2 separate regions of the Homo sapiens genome follow, and region 1 is linked to region 2. Evidence: chromatin loops called from intact Hi-C (ENCODE). Cell type or tissue: A673. All regions are shown on one strand. Each heading gives the region's core, and the rest is flanking DNA. Links, peaks and the distances in the headings are about the cores only. Region 1 overlaps KATNB1 (katanin regulatory subunit B1). Region 2 has its middle 47 kb from the start of KIFC3.

Evidence for each region. Hi-C counts contacts between places; a loop is a spot of excess contacts. Peaks named below come from ENCODE experiments on the same cell type or tissue, not always from the same donor. Only the 100,000 strongest peaks of a DNase experiment are listed, where the experiment ranks them.
Region 1: it touches region 2 in a loop (3.0-fold over the local background); 4 of 110 quality-filtered maps call a loop at or near these places.

What each region holds. Positions count from the first base shown.
Region 1 is chr16:57,738,629-57,747,393 of GRCh38, forward strand. KATNB1 (katanin regulatory subunit B1) reads left to right here. Exons shown (of 20, transcript NM_005886.3): 3 at 3,059-3,189; 4 at 5,766-5,883. Among named protein-coding and RNA genes, the nearest start is that of KATNB1, 7.2 kb to the left of the region's middle. RefSeq lists an enhancer at 5,061-5,561. In A673, for the core only: no CTCF peak of the experiment used is centred there; a DNase peak (open chromatin) is centred at 4,163; H3K27ac peaks cover 3,953 bases.
Region 2 is chr16:57,844,623-57,853,462 of GRCh38, forward strand. It overlaps a transcript of KIFC3 not described here. Among named protein-coding and RNA genes, the nearest start is that of KIFC3, 47 kb to the left of the region's middle. RefSeq lists enhancers at 1,141-2,024, 2,025-2,906. In A673, for the core only: CTCF peaks have their summits at 4,169 (motif pointing left) and 4,373; DNase peaks (open chromatin) are centred at 1,989, 2,529, 4,449, 6,349 and 3 weaker places; H3K4me3 peaks cover 1,997 bases; H3K27ac peaks cover 7,870 bases.

The DNA of each region.
Region 1 (8,765 bases), core at 1-8,000, 110 kb before region 2:
CTTGTTTGTAAAGTGAGAGGTTTGGGCCATTTTCATGTTGTTCCCCAAAACTCTAGGGCTCTGGGAGAACCCTGTTATGGTTCCCCAAGGAAGGCACACTTTGGTCAGAGTGGCTTTGTAATTATTGGGATTACGTATTCATCCCTTCGACAGCTGGCCTTTCCCCAGAGCTAGGCACTGGGGAGCCACTGGGGGACAAAGTAGTCAAGGTCTCTGTACAGCGGGAGCTCAGAGCCTGGGGAGAGCAACAGGCAGGAACTGGATAACCGTATCCCTCTGTGTCTCCTCTAGTTGCAAGCTGGTGCCTGTGCTTTGAATCAGTTAGCTGGGGGGTAGGGGTAGGGGTGGGGTGGGAATGCTGCAGGCTGCATGAACAGCAAGTGCAAAGGCCCTGAGGCAGGAGGCTCAGTGTATTGGAAGGACTCAAGGGAGGCCATGGGCAGTGGCACAGCAGCAGGAGGAATGTGGGGCCGCACGGACCTACTGAGTTCTCAGGACCCCAGCCCTCCTGAGGCTGCCGTGCTTTATCATAAAGGCAAGGCCAAGCCATCAGTGTGTGCGAGCAGGAGGTAATGAGATCAGGCGTATTGGGCATCTGCTGCTGCTGCTGATTTCATGTGCACGGTGGTGTCCGTGGGAATCAACTCTGAAGAGCCCAGGGCCACGTGACCTCTGGCTCCTTGTGGCTCCAGGGTCTGGTGAGGATCAGAGGTGCGTGGCCCACATGAGGTCGTTGAAACCTAGTACTTTGTATCTTGCATTTGGGATGCTGATCCTCAGCCCCTCTGGCCACGCCGCACCATGTTCCCCAGCTTTGGCTGGATGTGGGGCCCAGGTTGTACTCCCAGAGCTTGGCCTGCCAGTAGACACTGAGGATTTTTATTTTTTATTTTTGGTATGAAAATCAAGTATTCGGCCTGGGCTGTTGGTTGCTGTCCAACAAGCCAGGATGAAGGAGGAGCTCTTGGGGTGGTGCCCCGTGCCTCCTTTGCAGGTGCCTGTGCTGTGTCCCTGCCCCTCTGCCCTCCCTCTGTGGGCTCCAGTCAGTCCCTGGTCAGGCTGCTTAGAGGGGAGTGATGTGGGCTCCTCCAGAAGGGCCCAACTTCTAAATCTTTCTCACTCCAAAGTCTGCGGTTTTGCCAGCTCAGTGTCCCGCCCCCACCACCATCTGATTATACTGGGGCATATTTCGTGCAAGGCCTAGAACAGGCACCCAGGAAATACTGATATTATGAATGAATGCCCCTGACTCCAGGGGCAGCAGTCCTGAGGCCCAGTGAGGTGGGGCCCAGCCAGACACTTTCCCTGGGAGGAGTGAGGGCCAGGGGACAGACAGAGCCCTCCAGGTAGGCCAGGGGGAGCGAGCAGTGCCTCCACGGAGAGGACACCAGGCTCGGGCACGGAATGCCAGGGAGAAGGTGCTTTGCCCTCTTTCTGGGTCAGGTGGAAACCTTGAACAGACACGTCTGTGGCTGGAATTCCTCAGGTTTCTGTCCCGACAGTGTCCAGAGGACAGAAGGCTCTCATCGAGACGGGACTAAAGTGGGGCCCAGCTCCCTGGGATCCCCATGGCGAACTCCCAGCGCCCTGGCCCAGGTTTGGGCCCACAGGGAACCCTCGCCCTTGCTGGCGCTGCTGCCTGTGCTGGCTCTGCCCCGACCGGCCCAGGAGGCAGGGTGTCATCAGTGAGATTCAGCCTGCGACTTGTCCCCTGGGTATTCCTGGTGGCCCCTTGGAGCCCAGGTTTCTGGCAAGCAGCTTCCCTGGGCCCAGTTTCCCAACCTCCTTGTGGTCTGAAGCCCGCAGCAGAGACACCCAGGCAGGGTGGAGTCGGAGCTGGGGTGCAGGAGGGGCCTCTGTGGAGCGCCGTGGCTCCAACACCCTTTTCCTTGGCGTCACCCACGCTGGCCTTCCGGGTGCCTCGGGGCGTCAGCACCTTGGGGTTTTCCCCTGGCCTGTGTGGGGAGAACTGTCTTTTTTCTCCCTTCTTTCCAGGAGGAGCTCATGCAGGGATGGGTTCTGAGGCCCGGGCCGCCTCTTGGTTCCCTGCCTGTGCTTTGCTCCCTGCGGAGTCCTCCGAGGCTCCTGTCTGCCATCTCCACGGACCAGGCCAGGGCCTTGGGCTGTCTGCACAGGCTCCTCCTCTGTGTGGTCAGCCCTCACCCCCACCCCAGCTGCTCAGTCTGTTGCCTCCTGCCCCCTCCTCATGAAGCCCACCCTCTGGTGCCCGCCCAGGCCCCCATGCCCACTCTCTCATGGTGACTAGCCCCGAGCCTGCCCAATGTCACGGAGCCCTCGCCTGCTACTAAGCAGCACGTAGGCGCGCTCTGAGGGAGTCCTCAGCATCAGGTGTGAGCAGACACCACGGGCATCCCCACTTTCCAGACGAGGAGCCAGGCCCTCAGAGGACAAGTGACCTAGTAGCCAAGGCCACGCAATAGCAGATCACAGACCTCAGACCAGAACCTGATCCGTGATTGTGAATCTGAGCCGAAGCCCTGTGCAGGCTTACCTGGGGGCAGCTTGTCTAGAGGTGACTTCGGTTGTTCTTAAAGTGTGTTCTCCAAAGCAGGGTTTGTATGTACACACAAGCAGCAGCTGAGAGGTGTGTAGGCAGTGCATGGGTCAATTTTTTTTATTTCAATAATTGTTTTTCTTTTTGTATCATAGAAAGAGTATCATGAGTATATCAAACTTGTAATTTCATGGACATTGCTTAAGCCCAAGCTAATAAAAATAGCAAGTCAATTTTAAAAATTGCGTATAACTAGTCAATATTACCAGGTGATATGCAGAAACAGGAAGAAAATCGTGAAGTCTAAAGGTAGGAAAGACAGGCATGATGAAAGTTGAGAAACAGTGATTTCCGTCTCAGGCCCATGCCCTGCCCTGTCTGCTGGTCCTGCAGCTCATGGTGGACACCAAAGGGGGAGCTGAAGGAGGCAGATCCTTCCACTGGGCTTCAGGTTCCAAAGCGGGTAGCCGAGCAGGGTCACCCCTCCTTCACAAGGCCCCATCGGGCCGCCCTGATGGCCTCTCCCTCTCCTTCCCTGTGTAGAAGAGATCGTCGCGCATGCCAGCAACGTGTCCTCACTGGTGCTGGGCAAAGCCTCCGGGCGGCTGCTGGCTACAGGCGGGGATGACTGCCGCGTCAACCTGTGGTCCATCAACAAGCCCAACTGCATCATGGTGAGCCCCGACAGCTGGCGGGGGGTCAGGACAAGGGCCTGGGGAGGGGACGGGGACAGGGGTTGGAGGCTGAAGAGTGAGCAGCTTCTCAGACTCTCTTGAGCCCAGGGCCCCCTATCCGCTGGGGCCCAGCTCAGGGGTGGAGGGGGCGTGGTGGGGACACCATCAGTGCTTCCCCCAGCTGTCTGCTCAGTGAGGCCCAGGACAGCCCAGCATGGCTGGGACAGTGGCCAGCCCTCAGGAGCGAGGGAGTCACCTGCCTGTGGTACTATTAAGAACTCCAGGCAGGCTGCGTGAGAAGATTAAAATAAGCCCTGGGCCTGTGGTTGAGCCAAAAGACTTGTACCCCTCCCCTCCCACCTGCCCATCTGCCTGCCTGGCAGCAACATGTGGGCGTTTATTTTAATTCATTCCCAGCCTTCATTCCCCAATGAGGATTTGAGGGGACCTGGCTGGAGCTGGTTAGGGAGCTAGTTCTTAAATAGCATCTCCCCACTATTTATGCAGCTATATGTTCAATGCTGGAAACTGTTTTCCAAATAGGAGTGCATAAAGGAGAAAACACAAAATTAACTACATATAGTTCCGTTATCCAAAGGCCACCACAGTTGGTGTTTTGGTGTGAGTCCTTCTAGATGCTGAGACAGATACATATACGTGTACATGCACGTAAGTGCACACTTGTACATGCATGTACACATGTATACACACAAATACTCATACAAGCACACACACATAAATAAAAATACACTGCCACTCTTGTGCAGCCTGGTTTTTAAAAATAACAATGTTGTAAGGATTTGCCTGTGTCAACAAGTATTCTTTTACAACATAATTTTGAATGGCTTAATGGTGTTCCATTGTAGGGATGAGCCGTAATTAGCTTAGCCACACCCTGTTATCAGCAGAGAGGTTGTTTCCGGCTTTTTTTGGCTCTGCTAAAGCACCCTGTGGTGAACATCCTCAGCCACCTAGATCCTTGAGCAGATCCGTGATCACTGCATTCAATCCAAGGGTGTGTGCTTTTGTTAAAGCTTTCAAAACAGATTGCCAAATTGCCCCCCAGAAATCATTTTACATTCTCACCAGCAGCATCGGAACCTGCCCTTTCCTCCCTGCCCCAACCCCCATCCCTTGCCAACCAGGGAGTATCATTGTTGTGACTCTTGGTGAAATAAAGATGAAGAGGAATAGGCCGGGCACAGTGGCTCACGCCTGTAATCCCAGCACTTTGGGAAGCTGAGGCGGGTGGATCACCTGAAGTCAGGAGTTTGAGACCGCCCTGGCCAACATGGTGAAATCCTGTCTCTACTAAAAACACAAAAATTAGCCGGGCGTGGTGGCAGGCACCTGTAGTCCCAGCTACTCAGGAGGCTGAGGCAGGAGAATCGCTTGAACCTGGGAGACGGAGGTTGCAGTAAGCCGAGATGGTGCCACTGCACTCCAGGCTGGGTGATAGAGCAAGATTCCATCTCAAAAGAAAAAGAAAAAGAATATGGCAAAGGATGAATTTCTTAGTAGAAACTTAATCACCTCAGTGTTTTTCTGAGATCCAGGGGGAGAACTGAGATCCACCCCAGCCTCAGCAAGGGTGCCAGGGGTCAGTAATGATGAATTGAATTGTTTTGTTTTACTTTGTTTCTAGGATTCAAATGTGTTTTCTACCCCCATGAAATGCCAAAGTAGTAGCATACACAAGTTGAAAAAGCATCACCAATGACTGACCAAAAATAGGACATGCCACGACCCCCAGAGAAACGGGGCCAACCGTCTGGGGCCTGGCCTGCAGGCTTGTTTTAGAACGCCAGGTGCAGCTGTCAGGCCCCAGCCGGCCTCACCCCGGGCCCCTGCCCTGGCTCACACACACCAGCCTCCCAGGCCTCGCAGTGCCTCCAGCCTGCCGGGGTCTCTCTCCCCTTGGGGTTTCTGTGCACGCTGTCCCCCTGCAGGCCGTCCACTTGGATTTATTTTTATTTTTGAGTATGGGATACACTTATTCTGTTCAACATCCAAAAGATAGAGGATCCACAGTGAAAAGTCTTCCACCCTCCTCCAACCGCCACAGCCCTCTCCTTTCCACGGGGATGGGCAGTCAGGGAGAGCCAGGGGTTCTAGAGGGGCGAGATGTGTGCCCAGGACTAGGCAGGCCTTGGTTCCGCTGTGGCTTACCTCGCTGAGGGGCTTGCCTGGGGCAGAGTGAAGATGGGAACAGAGCGGGGGCAGGGTTGCTTAACTTAGGGCTGAAGGGACAGCATCCCTTTATCTTGTCCAGTCGCTCCCCTCCAAGGGGCCCAGGGCCATTTCTGCAGGTGACGCCCATGTCAGAAGCACAGCAGGGAAGAGGGAGGTGGTGGGGGGATGATTGGGGTTTGGCCACTCTTAGCCCTGGGAGCTGAGGCCGAGAGGAGTAGGTGCTCAGAAAGGGCCTGCAGGAGGGCTAGGCTGTGGCCCCCATGGGGCTCCCCCTCCTGCCTTAGCCATTTCTTGCTGAAGCCTTTCCGGGGGACTTGGAATTCAGGGCGCAACTGCAGGGGTCTGTCCAGCAGTGCACGGAAGCTGCTGCTCTCTCTCCACAGAGCCTGACGGGCCACACATCCCCAGTGGAGAGCGTCCGCCTCAACACCCCCGAGGAGCTCATCGTGGCCGGCTCTCAGTCGGGCTCCATCCGTGTCTGGGACCTGGAAGCTGCCAAAAGTAGGCCTCCGAGCTTGCCTCCTGTGCACGCACACCTGCCTTAGTCTTCAGGCTCTGCAGTTGTACTGCTTCCTCCAGGAAGCCTGCCTGGACTACGTTGGCTGCTTTGCTCCTGGAGCACTAACCCGGCAGTGTGGCACCCACTCCACCCCCATTAGCCTGGCATTGACATGCACTGCTGCCTCGTGTGGGTGGGGGGATGTGCGGGTGTGTGTGTGTGTGTGTTTGGATGTATGTGTGTTTGGATGTGTGTGTCTGCGGGCACGTGTGTGTGTGTGTGTGTGTGTGTGTTTAGAACCTAGAGGGATGTCACATGCCGCCAGGGGCCCTGCAGGTCACATGAATGAGTGAGGTGGCTGCGTGGGACAGCCATGAAGAACCGGGGAGCTTGTACCCTGACTCCAGGTGGTCCCCACTCTGCCTTGGCTCCCTGGTGCCATTAGAGGCAGCCTGGAATGGCCAGATCTGTTTCCTTGTGCTCTGTTTTAATTTAGTTTTCATCTGTATAGAAGTTGTACATAGCCTAAAATTTAAAACCTCAAATACCAGTATTTCTACAATTAATTTCAATGGAAAGAGGAAACTTCTGCCCCACTCCTTCCCATTCTCCATGAGCCTAAACTTTCTGTGCTTTCGTCTGTGCTTTGCTGATCGCCTCCACCTTTCTAGACCACATGGTCATACCACAGTTTCTTTCTTTTCTTATTTAAAAAACACCGTGGCCAGGCGCAGTGGCTCACGCCTATAATCCCAGCACTTTGGGAGGCCAAGGCAGGCGGATCACCTGAGGTTGGGAGTTCGAGACCAGCCTGACCAACGTGGAGAAACCCCATCCTGAGGTTGGGAGTTCGAGACCAGCCTGACCAACGTGGAGAAACCCCATCTCTACTAAAAATACAAAATTAGCCGGGTGTGGTGGCACATGTCTGTAATCCCAGCTACTTGGGAGGCTGAGGCAGGAGAATCACCTGAACCCGGGAGGTGGGGGTTGTGGTGAGCCAAGATCGCACCATTGCACTATAGCCTGGGCAACAAGAGCGAAACTCCATCTCAAAAAAAAAAAAAAAAGTTAACACATTAGTTATTCTCTTCCTACTGTAAAGGATGAGAATTTAGCTCTCTCATGGCACCACTCCCAGCCCCATGGCTCGTGTTTCTCCTCCCACCCTCCCAGTAGCACCATTTCAATAGGTGGTGTTTATAATGTAAGGACGCATAAGTGTCATTTACCACTGACTATTTCTTTTTAATAACTTGGTTTCCCTGGAGTTAATAATAGTTCCTTTTTTTTTTTAATCTGTGTGTTTTCTATGTCCATATTACTCATTCATCCCCAAATTCTCTGCCAGAAGAGTAAAGCTCCTCCTGTTTCTTTGAAACCCATCCCATAATCCAGGCGCCTTTTCTCAGAGCCTCTCCTCTGGTCCTAGTGACCTGCAGCCCAGCTGTCATCCTGGGCCTCTGTGTCTCTTCTCTGGGGAATTCTCTCCATCTGTTGTTCCTGGTCCCACGCCGCAACCTTTCTTGGTTTTCTCCCTCTTTTTGATGGAGCACATTCTTTTGTAGCTTTCTGAGAAAATGTGCTGGGAAGGCATAGTTTTGGAGAACTTCCATGGCTGAAAATGACTTTCTGCTACCCCCATCATTTGCTTTTGTGTTTGTTTTATGAGTTTGAGTATAGAGTTCTATGTTGGCAATAAAATATCGCCCTCAGAATTTGGAAGGTGCAGCTTTTCTGCCTTTTAGGTTCTAGGTTGCTATTGGGAGGGGCCGGTGTTGTTCTGATCCCAGATCCTTCACAGGGGACTGGCTTCATTCCATGTTCTGTCTCTTCCTTCCTCTCTCTCTCTCTTTTCTTTCCTCTCTCTCTCTGTCTCTGCAGGCTTTTAGGGTCTTTGTCCCAGTGTTCTGGTGTGGTGAGCCTTGGGGTGGGTCTGCTTCCACCCTGTGCTAGGTCGTCACTGGTTTCATGCGGTTGTGGTCTGGAAACTCATGCCCTCAGTTCTGGGCTGAGCGGAGAGTCTCGCCCACTGCTCCTGTGCTGTGCCTCGGTGCCTTAGCAGGTGGTGCCAGCTCTACGGATTTTTCAAGAGAGGCTGGAAATCTGGAAATTCATGTGCCTTGGTGCCTTAGCAGGTGGTGCCAGCTCTACGGATTTTTCAAGAGAGGCTGGAAATCTGGAAATTCATGTGCCTTGGTGCCTTAGCAGGTGGTGCCAGCTCTACGGATTTTTCAAGAGAGGCTGGAAATCTGGAAATTCATGTGGAATCCACCCATTTAAAAATGTTGACAGCTCATTCAACATTTGTTTTAGAACACCATGCAGGCCAGCACTGTGAGGTCCAAATAAGACCCGTTTGCCTGATGCTTTTCTTTTCTTTTCTTTTTTTGAGACAGTGTCACTCTGTCACCCAGGCTGGAGTGCAGTGGTGTAATCTCAGCTCACTGCAACCTCTGTCTCCCAGGTTTAAGCGATTCTCCTGCCTCAGCCTCCTGAGTAGCTGAGACTACAGGCACGGACCACCATGTCCCGCTAATTTTTGTATTTTTAGTAGAGACGGGGTTTCTCCATGTTGGCCAGGCTGGTCTTGAACTCCTGACCTCAGGTGATCCGCCCACTTCAGCCTCCCAAAGTGCTGGGATTACAGGAATAAGCCACCATGCCTGGCCTGCCTGATGCTTTTTGATAGCCCTTGTTGGATCATCCCGCGTGCCAGGCAGGAGGCCACCTACCTGAAGCCCTGGAGAGGAAGCAGCAACGTGGATTTTGCCGAGGCTGCTTTTTCCAGAAGAGAGCCCCTCTGGCCTGGCTGAGACTTCAAGATTCTTCTGGGCCTCTCCTTGGTTCATGCTCTATGTTGGCGGCAGGGCAGCAGCCATGA
Region 2 (8,840 bases), core at 482-8,481:
GCCTGTGCTGGGGTCTCTGTCCCACTCTCCCCACCGCCCCCTCCGCAGGCCCCAGGTGTTTGAACAGAGCCATACCAGGGCTGGAACTACAAACATGGTAGTCTGCAGCCCGTCTCGCTCTGACAGTCTATGGGAGCACAGTCTTCTATGCTGGAGCCCACAGCAGCCTGTGCCCTGGAATTTTCTGCTTGGTTCACCAATTCCTAGACAGACCCTGCAGCGGCTGTGGTGTTGAACAAGGCAGGCATTCAGTCATTAGTTCAGCAATTAAAAGGCTTAGAGGACAGGATCTTCAGCTTCCAGGAACTGACCCAGGTCACCAGCAAGGTTCTTGAAATGTTACCCTTTGGGTTCTTTAGCCAGTGCGTCTCCTCTGCAGCCCATATGGTCTTGAGAAGAATTAGAATTTTTATAGCAGGGAGACAAAAATTAAGTGACCTAGGCTCCTGATATCCAAGTGGGCATTCAAGATGTCCACGCTGGAACTTTGATTTTCATTCCCCACAAATCTGGTTTCTCCTTCAGCCTTCTCATCCCAGCTAATAGCAACTGCATCCTTTCAGTGACTCCGTGCAAACCCTGCAGGTGCAGCCTTCATGTTACAACTCCTGCCGGCTCTACCTTCAAATATTATCCAGAATCTGTCCACTTCTCACCACTGCCAGTGCCCCCACCATCCCTCCCTGGACTCTTGCGATAGTCCTTGACCAGCTGCAATCACCTCGCAACTCAGCGGCCTGACTGATCTTGTTAAAACTGAAGCCAATCACGTCACTCATCTGCTCAAAGCCGTCTGTGGCCCCCATATCGCTTCAAGTGAAAACCAAGGTTCTGCAGTGGCCCTCAAGCCCTCTCTGCTCCAAACCTCCTATCCCTCCCAACACCTTTGCTCTGCTCCTAAAATCTGCCAGACAGCCTCAGGGCCTTTGCGTGGGTTCTTCCACCTCGGACATTCTTTCCCCAAATATCCACAGGGCTCTCTCCCTCCCTCCACACCTGCTCAGGCAGGTGTTCCTCAAGGAGACTCTCCCTGATCTCCTTAGTTAAAATCACAACTCACTCCTCATCTTCCACCTCTGCCCCAAGCTCTTTGCACCCCTTACTCTGCTGTTGGATTGGTTGATTGGTTTTTGTTTTTTAGTCTTCGCACTTAACACCTTCCAACAGACAAAATGTTGATGTATTTTTGTGCCTGTTATTTATTCCCTGTTTTCCTCTGTGAGGGAGAGTCACCTCTGAGAGGTGAAGATCTTTTTCTACATTGTTTGCCAGTGTCTCCTGGGCACTGGTAGAGTTTAAACTTACAGAGGGTTCTTTAAGATTTGTGAAAGGAAGGGGCTGCCCCAGAGCTGTGGGGTTTTTGTCAAAACAAAGCTGAGAAAGAGAACAGAGGAAATGCATTTGACTTCCCTGCCCCTCAGGAGATGAGATGAGGGAAGAGTAGACAAGGTGAGGGGCCTGGAGACCCAACCCTTTCATGCCAAGACACTTATAAGCCTGTGCCCACTCCCTCCCCACCAGAGCAGGAAGAGGCTGGACCTCCAGGGGCTGGTGATGGCCTGGTGGAGGGAGAACTCCACCCCTCTCCCTGGGTGGGGCTGGGCAGTAGAGGACCACACCCCTGGGTCCTTTGCTGCCCAGAGAGCACTATGGGGCTCCTGGTTCCAGACCTAAAGCCAGGCCGGGAGAAGCAGACAAAGCCATGAGATACACATCTTTTCCCTACCTGTGGCCTCCCGGCTGCCTCCAACCTGGACACAGGGCTTTGCAGTCTTTCTAAATGAGAATCCTGATGGCTGAAGAAGGCGGATGGTGGAGGGTGACCTAACAGAAGAGGGCTTGCGGCAGACACTGGAATGCGATGTTCTGCTGGGAAACCCAGCCACCTGGGCGGAGATGCCTGGAAGGCGCTGTTCAGCCCAGCAGGTGCAAATTCTCATGTCAAACCCTTTAAGGAAGCTGCTCGCAGACAGCCCATCCTCCCTCCTTTCTCCCCCACTCCATCTGGTTGTTAACGAGAATGAGAAAAGCAGATTAGAAGTGTCACCCCTGCAGCTGGTTCAAGGCTGTACAACCGATCCACTTTCGTTTCATTCTGATAGGTACAATTTCTTTCCCAAACAAACACTCACGTATTGGGTTTTGAGAAACCTTCTACTTATATGAATTTCATGAGCTTGACTGTGACCTGGGATAAGTCTTTATGAGCAAAACAAAGAAATGACCTATAAAAAGAAGTGTGTTTTCCTTTGTGATTCTGTGGCATAAGAAATATATTTAGGCCTGGTGCAGTGGCCCAAGCCTGTAATCCCAACACTTCAGGAGGCCAAGGTGGGCAGACCACTTGAGGCCAGGATTTCGAGACCAGCCTAGCCAACAAGGTGAAACCCCATCTCTACTAAAAATGCAAAAATTAGCCACGTGTGCTGGCGAACACCTGTAATCTCAGCTACTCTGGGGGCTGAGGCATGAGAATCTCTTGAACACGGGAGGCGGGGGTTACAGTGAGCCAGATGGCACCACTGCATTCCAGCCTGAGGTGACAGAGCAATGAATCTGTGAAGGAAGGAGGGAAGGAAGGAAGGAAGGAAGGAAGGAAGGAAGGAAGGAAGGAAGGAAGGAAGGAAGGAAGGAAGGAAGGAAGGAAGGGAAGGGAGGGAGGGAGAGAGGGCGGGGAGGGAGGGAGGGAGGGAGAGGTGGCTCACACCTGTAATCCCAGCACTTTGGGAGGCTGAGGTGGAAGGCTTGCTTGAGCCCAGGAGTTCGAGACCAGCCTGGGCAACACAGTAAAAATCCTGTGTCTATAAACAATAAAAAGTAATTTTGAAAAAATTGTAGGACATGCAGCTGGTGTCACAGAGAATTTATTGGTGTGGGGAAGAAACAACACACATTTGGTGTTAGGAGTGTTCCATGGATAGAAAAAGATTAGAGATTCCACAAATTGATTCTGTCAATTTGTGGAATTGACACAAACACACAGGGCTGCCCAATTTTCTGTTATAAGCAGGGGAGGGGAGTCCTGAAAGAGATTTGCAGATGATATAAATGCGTAAGAGAACATTGAGACTTTTCTTTCCCTTTGGCCTTATTGTTCAAGAATATATTTTTAGATTAAGTCCAGATGCCAGATGAATTTGTGTGTGTGTGTGTGTGTGTGTGTGTGTGTGTGTGTGTGTGTGAGACCGAGTCTCACTCTGTTGCCCAGGCTGGAATGCAGTGGCACAATCTCAGCTCGCTGCAACCTCTGCCTCCGAGATTCAAGCAATTCTTGTGCCTCAGCCTCCCAAGTAGCTGGGGACACAGGCGCACCCCACCACATCTGGCTAATTTTTGTATTTTTGATAGAGATGGGGTTTCACCATGTTGGCCAGGTGTGTCTTGAAATCCTGACCTCAAGTGATCCACCTGCCGCAGCCTTCTAAAGTACTGGCATTACAGGCGTGGGCCACCATGCTTGGCCTGGATGCCAGAAGAGTTATTTGCAAAACAATTTTTAAATACTTTTAAATACTTTGTAAAGAAGCCAAAGTTTTATTGTTGTTATTTTCTGTCTAATGCCTTGAAGTTGCCATACATTTTGGAGATTCTATTAAAGCTATAAGCTCGTTTTGTTCAGATGAACATTCATTTGTTTTTATGATCAAGCAAACAGAGAGTGGTTTAACTGGCTTAAGAAGGACCACACAGAAAGCCGAAATTCAGGACCAGCATTGAGATGCCAGCATGGAGGCCCCGTGTGGTGGCTCATCCCAGAACTTTGGGAGGCCGAGGCAGGAGGATTGCTTGAGGTCAGGAGTTCCAGACCAGCCTGCACAGCATAGCCAGATCCCATCTCTACAAAAAATTCTAAAAATTAGCTGGGCGTTGTGGTGCATGCCTGTAGTCCTAGCTATTGGGAAGGCTGAATCCAGAGGATCCCTTGAGCCCATGAATTTGAGGCTGCAGTGAGCTGTGACTGAGCCACTGCCACTCCAGCCTGATAGACAGAATAAGACCTGTCTCAAAAAATTAAAATTAAAAGACGCCCATATGAAGCTAATCTCCGATTCTGTGTGCAGACTGCTAAAATGTCTCTCTTGCTAAAAGGAAGCCCTAAGAATGGCTACACAGGGTTTTTAACAAAAAGATTTAGCATGTCTTAGGACTTAATGCATGTGCCACCTTCAGGCAGCCATAACAAAAAACTAGAGGTTTTCTCTAAATAAATACATAAAAATAAGGAATTTAGATTCTCTGGCAACTGTGACCTTAAACTTTGTTTTCAAGGTGAAAAATATTCACATAAAATTAAGCTTTATGAGAACATTTCTATGATGATTTAATTTCTTCTCTCTTCCCCGGTTCCACTTAAACACTAATCCTAGAATCCTAAAACTGTTCTTCCTGTAGATGTCATGGTAAGTACCACACTTTTTCTGTGCTTTTCCATAAGCAGAGAACAATAGTAGCTGAGTGATCAGACAGTACAGAGATTAACAGAGGAGTTAGTAATAAGCTTTAGAGGTTTATATCTGTGGCTCTACTCGTCTAAATTTAAGCCTTTTTGGGGACAGAAACCCAGTTAACCAATTTAAGGCAACTACCATCACAGTTTCTTGATAATTGGTGATCTCAGTAGAAAGGGTACGTTGTAAATAAACAAAGCAATGAAACCCAGATTTCATTCATCAATGTATCCCCTACAGACCAGTTTAATGGAGATAAATTACCTTGTAGATAATGACAATGCAAACTTAACACACATCAGATCGATTGAGACAAACTGCTGTGTGTGTGTATCTGTGACGGCCTTTACTTTGTTATTACTGATTTAATTATTTTAAAACCCTTATTAAGTGCTCTGTGGGTTCATAGTGGCACTTCTCTAAAAATCTGAAAGTCAATATAGTCTTTTAAACTACAGAGTTGGTGCCCTTTGTCTTATGAAGGGAAGGAGAACGTAAACTCACTGCCTCTAGAAGATAGGGGTAGAGGTGTTTAGAAAATAGTTAATGGGGCCAGGTGTGGTGGCTGATGCCTGTAATTCCAGCACTTTGGGAGGCCGAGGCAGGCAGATCATCTGAGGTCTGGAGTTCAAGACCAGCCTGGCCAGCATGATAAAACCCCATCTCTACTAAAAATACAAAAATTAGCCGGGTGTGGTGGTGTGTGCCTGTAATCCCAGCTACTTGGGAGGCTGAGGCAGGAGAATCACTTGCACCTGGAATGTGGAGGTTGCAGTGAGCCGAGATCATGCCACTGCACTCCAGCCTGGGCAACAAGAGCAAAACTCCATCTCAACAACAACAAAAAATAGTTAATGGGCCGGGTGCAGAGGCTTCCACCTGTAATCCTAGTAATTTGGGAGGCTTGAGGGGAATCAGCCTCGAAAAGTAGGGGAATCACTTGAGGCCAGGAGTTTGAGGCTGTAGTGAGCTATAATCGTGCCATTACACTTCAGCCTGGGTGACAGAGCAAGACCCTTTCTCTAAAAAATAAATAGTAATAATAAAAGCCAGGTGTGGTGGCTCATGCCTATAATCTTAACACCTTGAGAGACTGAGGCGGGAGAATTGCTTGAGCCCAGAAGTTCCAGACCACCAGCCTGGGCAACATAGCGAGACCCTGTCTCTACAAAAAATTGAAAAATTAGCCGGGCATGGTGGCATGCACCTGTAGTCCCAGCTATTCAGGAGGCTGAGACAGGAGGATTGCTTGAGCCCAGGAATTTGAGGCTGCAGTGAGCCATGATTGAGCCACTGGACTCCAGCCTGGGGGAGAGAGTGAGACCCTGTCACACACAAACAAAATAATATAATACAATAATAATAATAATAAATAAAAATAAATTTTAAAAAGGGTTTTTTTTTTTTTTTTTTTTTTTTGAGATGGAGTCTCACTCACTCTTTTGCCCAGGCTGGAATGAAGTGGCCCTATCTCAGCTCACTAAAACCTCCATCCACCAGGTTCAAGCGATTCTCCTGCCTCAGCCTCCCAAATAGCTGGGATTACAGGCGCCTGCCACCATGCCCGGCTAATTTTTGTATTTTTAGTACAGATGGGGTCTTGCCATGTTGGCCAGGCTGGTCTCGAACTCCCGACCTCAGGTGACCCACCCGCCTCGGCCTCCCAAAGTGCTAGTATTACAGGAGTGAGCCGCTGTGCCCAGCCACAAAAATGGGTCTTTTTCATACATTGTACGGAGTTCTCCGCAGGCCCTTCCAGTGCTTCAGCTGTGGGAAGTTTTCCTGTGTTATTTCATTGATATTCTCTGCCCTTTCTTTGTTCTCTCTGGAATTCTTTGAAATTGCTGATTTGATTTCAACTTCTTTCCTTCCCTCCCTCCTTCCTTCCTTCCTTCCTTCCTTCCTTCCTTCCTTCCTTCCTTCCTTCCCTCCCTCCCTCCTTTCCTTCCTTCCTTTTCTTGACACGATCTTGCTTTGTTGCCCAGACTGGAGTGTAGTTGTGTGATCACCGCTCACTGCAGCCTCAAGCTCCTAGGCTCCAGGCATCCTCCCACCTCAGCCTCCTGAGTAGCCAGGATTACAGGAGTGTGTCACCACACCCGGCTAATGTTTTTTTAATGTTTTGTAGAGACGGGGGTCTCATTATGTTGCCCAGGCTGGTCTCAAACTCCTGGTCTCAAGTGATCCTCCTGCCTTGGCCTTCCAAAGTGTTAGGATGACCAGTGTGAGCCACCATGCATGGCCTATTATTTTTCATCTCTCTCTGTTTGTTCTAGTTCCTGGAAAATTTCCTCAACTTCATCTTCCAATCCACTTACTGATTTTTCCCCTCATATTAAAAACACATAGATTTTTCTTGTGTTTATTTTATTTTATTTTTCCTTATCCCTGGTAATATCTGGAGATTGTCTTGGTTTTGAATATTCATTTATTCAATAGCATTTCAAGAGTGTAATTGCCTCTTGTCTCTGGAACTATTATAATATTCGTTCGTTCATTCTTTTTTTTTTTTTTGAGGCAGAGTCTCGCTCTGTTGCCAAGGCTGGAGTGCAGTGGCACAATCCCGACTCACTGCAACCTCCGCCTTCCAGGTTCAAGTGATTCTCCTGCCTCAGCCTCCTGAGTAGCTGGGATTACAGGCCTGCACCACCACACCCGGCTAATTTTTGTTGTTGTTGTTGTTTTCGAGATGGTAGTCTCGCACTGTCGCCTGGGCTGGAGTGCAATGGTGCAATCTTGGCTCACTGCAACCTCTGCCTCCCAGGTTCACGCGATTCTCCTGCCTCAGCCTCCTGAGTAGCTGGGATTACAGGCATGTACCACCACACTGGCTAATTTTTTTGTATTTTTAGTAGAGATGGGGTTTCTCCATGTTGGCCAGGCTGGTCTCAAACCCCTGACCACAAGTGATCCTCTCTCCTCGGCCTCCCAAAATTCTGGGATTACAAGTGTGAGCCACCACACCCAGCTCATTCTTTCTTTTTTATTTCTTCCTTTCTTTCTTTCCCTAGATTGTCTATTTTCTTTGTCTCTTTTTTCCTGCTTATTTTATTTTGGTCTCACTTTTATGTTAGAGACAAACTGTGAGATTATCCTTGGCTTTCTGTTCATATTTAAGATGAGACACTAACAGTCAGTCGGACCTGTATGTGGGGGTGGAGCTTGTGACTGGAGGACTTTGCTGCAGGGTGATGGACCCGGGCCTTGGAGCACTCATTGGAGGGTCCTCATTGTCAGTTTTATTAGTTCCTTTCTCCAGAGCTGATTTGTTTCCCCAGAAGTGAATCACCCCACCTCCTGCCTCATCATCAGCTGTAACCCTGGCTGCCAATATTCTGAGACCTAAGAGAAGGCAGGAGGCCAGAGGTCTCAGTGTTCTGAGTGAGTTTCACATCATCCCTGGGTTTCGGGTGCGGTGCTTCCTCAGCTCTCACCTCTGGGCCAGGTGTTCCAAAATCCAGATTCCTTAACACCTTTCGTCTACTGTTTTTCCTCTTCTATTATCTTTATCCTTATGGATTTTTACTTTTTAAATCCTTTACAATCATTTCATTTGGGTTCAGGAAGGGATGGAAATGAATGCAAATATTCCGTCTTCAACTAGAAGTCCTATACATTAATATTTGACTTCAAGAGGTTTAGTTCAAAGCACATTTAGATTAGGAGTAAAAATTGTTCTGTAAGCTCCCGTGAGCCGTGAGCCAAACTAGGGGAGACTAAAGGAACCTATCTAGCGAAAAGATTCTATATTCCACTTAAAGGGATCGAATAGCAATTCTAAGTAGACTGTCAAAAGCTAAATATGTATATTGTAATTCCTAGAGCAATTTTAAAACTTTCCTTGTAGAATTTCTTTTTTGTATAGAAGACATAGAAATTTTTTTGTACAGAACTAAAATTAGTATGCTATAGTATATTTCTTTGTACAGAAGCACTATAGAAAGAAATATATACCTAGAAAATCCTGAAGACAAGGAAAAAATGTTAAAACAATTTTAAAATAAGAAATATAATCAAAACCCAATAGATAAATTAAAATGGTATACTAAAAGTATTCAAATAATCTGCCCGGGCGCGGTGGCTCACTCCTGTAATCCCAGCACTTTGGGAAGATGAGGTGGGCGGATCACCTGAGGTCAGGATTTTGAGACCAGCCTGGCCAACATGGTGAAACCCTGTCACTACTAAAAATACAAATATTAGCTGGGCATGGTGGTACATGCCTGTAGTCCCAGCTACCTGGACGGCTGGGGCAGGAGAATCACTTGAACCCAAGAGGCAGAGGTTGCAGTGAGCTGAGACTGTGCCACTGCACTCCAGCCTGGGTGACAGAACAAGACTCCATCTCAAAATAAAATAAAATAAAATAAAATAAAATAGTATTCAAATTAT